2 separate regions of the Mus musculus genome follow, and region 1 is linked to region 2. The links are chromatin loops, found by intact Hi-C in ENCODE. Cell type or tissue: heart. All regions are shown on one strand. Each heading gives the region's core, and the rest is flanking DNA. Links, peaks and the distances in the headings are about the cores only.

Region 1 (2,916 bases), core at 215-2,714, 110 kb after region 2:
TTTCAATAATGTTAGTTTTTTTTATCCATAGTTTTTTAAAAATAGTAATACTTTATATGCTAATTGTAAGTAAACTACAACGTTAACTATAGCAGCCTTTGCAGTGTAGCAAGCCAAAAATGTTATTAGTTGAAAATTCAGTTTTGTTAAAGTAGGGAAAATGGAATTTTTATTGGCAATGTTCAAAATTGATGGTATTAGTTCACCAACTACTTGCTGAATGTTGGTCTTTCTAGCCTAGTATCAGAGAGGATAGGGTACTATTGTGTCATGTTGTGTTTTTAATTGCACTTTTATGTGCTAATTAGAGCATTATTTATGGAAGGTATAGCTCAGTTGTCATAGGGCTTTCCCAGTGCACATGAAGCCCATGGTTCAATCCCCACCACCAAGTAAATCAGGCACGGTGACACACACTGCACTTGGGAGCTAGAAACAGGAGAATCAGAATGTCTCAGTTCTCTTTGGCCACAGGACAAATTTTAGGCCCTATTAGGGTAGGCTACAGGAGAATCTGTCTTAAAGAAAATAAAACACATTTTATTAAAAAGCATGTGTATATATACTGCTCAAAGTAGTATTTACAAATAGGTTGCTTCATAAATATTTACCTACCATCTCTAGATTCCTATCTCTTTTCAGTGTTCAGCGTAAATGAGGTATTAACATTGCCCCAGCAGGCACAGCTTCTGTCTAGTGCTTTGTTCTGCCAGTGCTGCTTTGTCTTCTAGTGATTTGCAGGACTGGTGCCCGTCTTCACTTTGTTTAGCCCTATAAAATGCCTGTCTTCATTTCATCTTAAACACTGAAATGGTTCTTTCTGTTTTCTTTTTCTTTTGTTTGTTTATTTCTGTTTTTTGGTTTTTGTCTTTTTTTCTGAGACAGGGTTTCTCTGTTGGATCTGGCTGTCCTGGAACTCACTTTGTTGACCAGGTTAGCTTTGAACTCACAGAGCTCAACCAGCCTCTGCCTCCCAAGTCCTGGGATTAAAGGTGCATGTCAGTACACCTGACTGCTTATTTCTTGGAGATAGATAGAGGGGTTTCATTGCTTTCTAAGATTGCTGTACTGGGTGTTGTTTCAATATACACAAGTTTGATAAACAACTTCTTCTCCTCCTCTTTCTTCTCCTCCTTCTTCTTAATATAGATATTTAATGTATGTGAGTACACTGTAGCTGTCTTCAGACACACCAGAAAAGGACATTGGATCCCATTGCAGATGGTTGTGAGCCACCATGTGGTTGCTGAGAATGGAACTCAAGACCTCTAGAAGTGCAGTCAGTGCTCTTAACCACTGAGCCATCTCTCTAGCCCTTTGATAAACTTCTTTAAAAATTGCAAATGGATTCTGTAGTTTGCCATATACATATAGCTGCTGCCAGCTATGTGTAATAACAAGTAAGACTGTCCCGGAGCTGTTTCTTGATTAGGAATTACATAACTTTAGAAATTTACCTTTAAACAATTTCTTCCTCTTAACCAAATCCAAAAGCATTTGTTTTGCAAGAGTGACACATTGTGGCAGGAGAGAGGTACTTCAGTTCCAGGGTCTACTGGTCCCTTCTCTTTTCAGTACAGGCAGGGTCTTGAACTCAAAGTGCTTGCTCTAATTCAGGGATATCCCCACCTCCAGATTCAGCCTTTCAGAGAAGAAAATTCTTGGGATACTACTGGAGTTTTTAGAGATGCTAATCAGTGGCATGTTGATAGTCTTTTTGCATGTAGGTATCCAGTAAGTAGGAATTTTTATGTTTTCTTTATTCTCCCTAAATAAATAGTTTTTAAGTTGATTTTGTATGTGTAAAAGCGAAGCATAGTAGGAACTAAAAATGTAGTTTATACAAAATTCCACCAAAGATACCCACCACTTAAAATAGTTTCAGTACTATCTACTTATTGATACATTTTATGCCATGTAAGCAAGATTCTATTTTCTATGCTTATCTGTGACCAACGTTTATAGGCTGACCTTGTCCTGCTTATGTTTGGATTTAAAATCTCTCATAATTGTTTGATATTTCTTTTGCTCTTTTGTGCAACTTTTCTGTGTTATAATTAAAACATGACCTTGTTTTTCATATTTTCATACTCAGGACTAGAGTTAAGCACCTCACTCCAAGAATTACAGCCACCTTTATAGTACAACAATTTAACCACAGAGTTTTGTTGCTTAACAATATTCCTTTTTAAAAAAAGGATATTTACTTGAACATTTACTTAAACATATTTTGCTTAATTAATTTTTTCTGTATATGGGCATTTTGCCTGCATATATAATTGTTTACCATATGTTTGCTAGGTGCCATAAAGGCTGGAAGATGAGGGTGTTGTATTCCCTGAAGCTGGAGTTACAACTGGGACCTCACCTTGCTGGTGCTGGGAATTAAGCCTGGACCCTTTGGAAGAATAGCCAATGAGTGCTCAGAATTGCTGCTCCATCTCTTGAATCCCTTCTATTTTACTTTTTAAAGACAAGAATGTGTTTGCCTAGTGTGATATCAAGCTCATGATTCTTTTGTTTTGGCCTCCTGACAGCTGGGATTGAAAGTATATATAGGTCTTATGTAGCCCATTCTGGTCTTCACTCGTTGTATAGTAGAAAATGGCCTTAAACTCTTGATCCTTCCGCCTCTATCTCCCAAGTGCTAGATTTACAAGCATGTGCCACAGGAACTTAGAACTTACCAGGCATAATGTGTTTTGTGTTCAAGTATTCACAGTGTCCTTTTAAAACAGGAAATCTTTTCTTATTCTTTTTTGACTTAAAACCTTTCAATTGCTTTAAAGTGTTCATATCTGAACTCATCAGAATGGTCCTTCTGTCCTTTCCCACTTGTTGAAATAATCTTGTGTTCTTCTAAGCTGTGACATTTTGATCTTATGGTTAAAAGTTCTTTATTACATCTGAAAAGAC
Region 2 (2,916 bases), core at 247-2,746:
ATTTGTCCCTTTTAGCCTCGGAGCTCTTCTCCTTTGTCTCCTCTGACTGCTTTCAGGTTACTTTGCTGTCCAGCCTCTCTCAGTGGTGGGAGCTTGTTTCGGTGTGGCACAGTGGCATAAGTGCTTCCAGCATCTGCCTTTAATGTTCCACAGTCAGCTTTCAGCATGCAACAAAGATAGTGCCAATTTCCTCATAGATCCAGGGCTTCCATGTCTTCTCCTCTGGTGTTTTTGCTGTCCTTCTCCATGTAAGTGAACTCCCACATACACTGCTATTTCCCGATTAGCTCTTTGCCTTTTCAAAGCTTTACATAACAACAGTAGATCATATATTATCTGTGCACTGGGCACTTCATTTCTAGGATCTGAAGGGACTCTGGCCAACTTGATTGTGGCAAGCATGACTTTGGCAGGTCTCTACCTTCTCCCCAATTCCCTTTGCCTTGCTAAAGACCTTTAGACTACATCCCTGACACTTGCCCTAATCTGGCCAGTCTCTCCTCCTGAAACTGACTACCAACGTCCAGCTATCAAAGTATTGAAGTCCAGCCATCAAAGGTTCCCTTTGGTTCACCTAATTAACATTCCCAATTAAATTAAACACCTTGCCCTAATACGAGGGTTCCCTTGTACCTTTATAAACTGCAATTTTCCTGTATGCATGTCTGTCTCCTCTCTATCCTGAGACAATACTTTGTCCGATGTCCCCCTGGGACAAATACCTCTCATCCCTGTCCCTTTCCTTCTTTCTCCCCGCTCCTTTGGTCCCTTCTCCTTCTTCCTCTGTCTCCTGTCTCTAACCCTCATCCCTGCCCTCTGCTCCTCTGGTGCAAATAAATCTCCTATGTGCTGATAACTTGGTCTTGGGGGTCCTGAGCTGATATTCGTCTCAGGATCTACTTCTTATGTGGTATCATTTCCATACATCATGGAGTTCTACCCATAGCATTTCATGTCTTGAAGATCTGTGAGTAATTCTTCTAACTGGTACATCACTGGAACAAAAATTTACCTCTTTTCCATTTTTTAGAAAATGTAGGGCTGGAGAGATGGCCCAGTGGTTAAGAGCACTGACTGTTCTTTCAGAGGTCCTGAGTTCAATTCCTAGCAACCACATGTGGCTCACAAACATCTGTAATGAGATCTGATGCCCTCTTCTGGTGTGTCTGAAGGCAGCTACAGTGTACTGACATACAATAAATAAATAAATAAATAAATAAATAAATAAATAAATAAATAAATAAATAGTAAATAGTTCGTTTTGAAAATATATTTTGTTTGTGGAGGTCATTTCTAATTTTTATTATTTTATTTAAATATTTTCACACAATATATTTTGGTCATGTTTTCCCCTCCCCCAGTGTCTCCCAGCAGAACCTCCCCACTTCCTCCCTATCCCAACTTCATGTTCTCTCTCTCTCTCCCTCTCCCTCTCCCTCTCCCTCTCCCTCTCCCTCTCCCTCTCCCTCTCCCTCTCCCTCTCCCTCTCCCTCTCCCTCTCCCTCTCCCTCTCCCTCTCCCTCTCCCTCTCCCTCTCCCTCTCCCTCTCCCTCTCCCTCTCTCTCTCTCTCTCTCACACACACACACACACACACACACACACACCCCAAAACAAAAAAACTAGACTTTTACATAGATAATGCCTGGTTCCCAGAGAGGCCAGAAGGGGGCAGCAGATCCTCTGGAACTGGAGTTTCAGAGGCTTGTGAACCACAGGGAGAACACTGGGTTCAGAACCCAGGTCCTCTGCACGAACAGCCAGCACGTGTTCTTTCAGTGTTGTTGTTGTTGCTGCTCCTGCTGCCACTTCTACTGCTCTGTGACTACTGATGATGGGGATGGGGATGATGATGATGATGATGATTTTTTTGTTTGTTAAGACCACTGTGTAGCTCTTCATGAACTCATTATGTAGACCAGGCTGGCTTCAAGGTCACAAAGTAGTAGTAGTAGTAGCAGCAGCAGCAGCAGCAGCAGCATTAGTATTAAAGGAACGCACCACTCTGAGCAGCAAATACTCTCATTTCTTCCCCCTAACCAGCTTTCCAACCTCCTCTCTTCAATTTTGGAAATATATTTTCACTAGGTATAGAATCCTAATTTTGTTCTTTCTTTACCTACCTTCATGATGTCACCTTGTTGCAGTCTTGTCTGCACTGGGTTTTGAAAAGAATGTGCCATGGTTTTGTTGCTGCCATGGCTGGTTTCCAAGTTTTCCTCTTATCATGGGTGTACTGGACAGTTTTGTGTCAACTTGACACAAGCTGGAGTTATCACAGAGAAAGGAGCTTCAGTTGAGGAAATGCCTCTATGAGATCCAACTGTAAGGGATTTCCTCAATTAGTGATCAAGGGGGAAAGGCCCCTTGTGGGTGGGACCATCTCTGGGGTGGTAGTCTTGGGTGCTATAAGAGAGCAGGCTGAGCAAGCCAGGGAAAGCAAGGCAGTAAAGAACATCCCTCCATGGCCTCTGCATAGGCTCCTGCTTCCTGACCTGCTTGAGTTCCAGTCCTGACTTCCTTGGTGATGAACAGCAGTATGGAAGTAGAAGCTGAATAAATCCTTTCCTTCCCAACTTGCTTCTTGGTCATGATGTTTGTGCAGGAAGAGAAACCCTGACTAAGACAATGGGTTTTGAGCAACTTGAGCACACTGTGCCTAAGTGTCATTTTCTTCCTCTTTCCTTCTTTCTTTCTTTCTTTCTTTCTTTCTTTCTTTCTTTCTTTCTTCCTTCCTTCCTTCCTTCCTTTCTTTTTTTCTTTCTTTCATTTTTTGTTTTTGTTTTGTTTTGTTTTGTTTTGTTTTTCAAGACAAGGTTTCTCTTTGTAGTCCTGGCTATCCTGGAACTCACTCTGTAGACCAGGCTGGCCTCGAACTCAGAAATCTGCCTGCCTCTGCCTCCCAAGTACTGGGATTA

The links. Hi-C counts contacts between places; a loop is a spot of excess contacts. Peaks named below come from ENCODE experiments on the same cell type or tissue, not always from the same donor. Only the 100,000 strongest peaks of a DNase experiment are listed, where the experiment ranks them.
Region 1: it touches region 2 in a loop (4-fold over the local background); 4 of 42 quality-filtered maps call a loop at or near these places.

Annotation. Positions count from the first base shown.
Region 1 is chr6:65,077,811-65,080,726 of GRCm38, forward strand. The region is part of intron 9 of Smarcad1 (SWI/SNF-related, matrix-associated actin-dependent regulator of chromatin, subfamily a, containing DEAD/H box 1); the gene reads left to right. Among named protein-coding and RNA genes, the nearest start is that of Smarcad1, 37 kb to the left of the region's middle. In heart, for the core only: a CTCF peak has its summit at 1,528; no DNase peak of the experiment used is centred there.
Region 2 is chr6:64,972,464-64,975,379 of GRCm38, forward strand. No RefSeq gene overlaps it. Among named protein-coding and RNA genes, the nearest start is that of Smarcad1, 69 kb to the right of the region's middle. In heart, for the core only: a CTCF peak has its summit at 1,685 (motif pointing right); no DNase peak of the experiment used is centred there.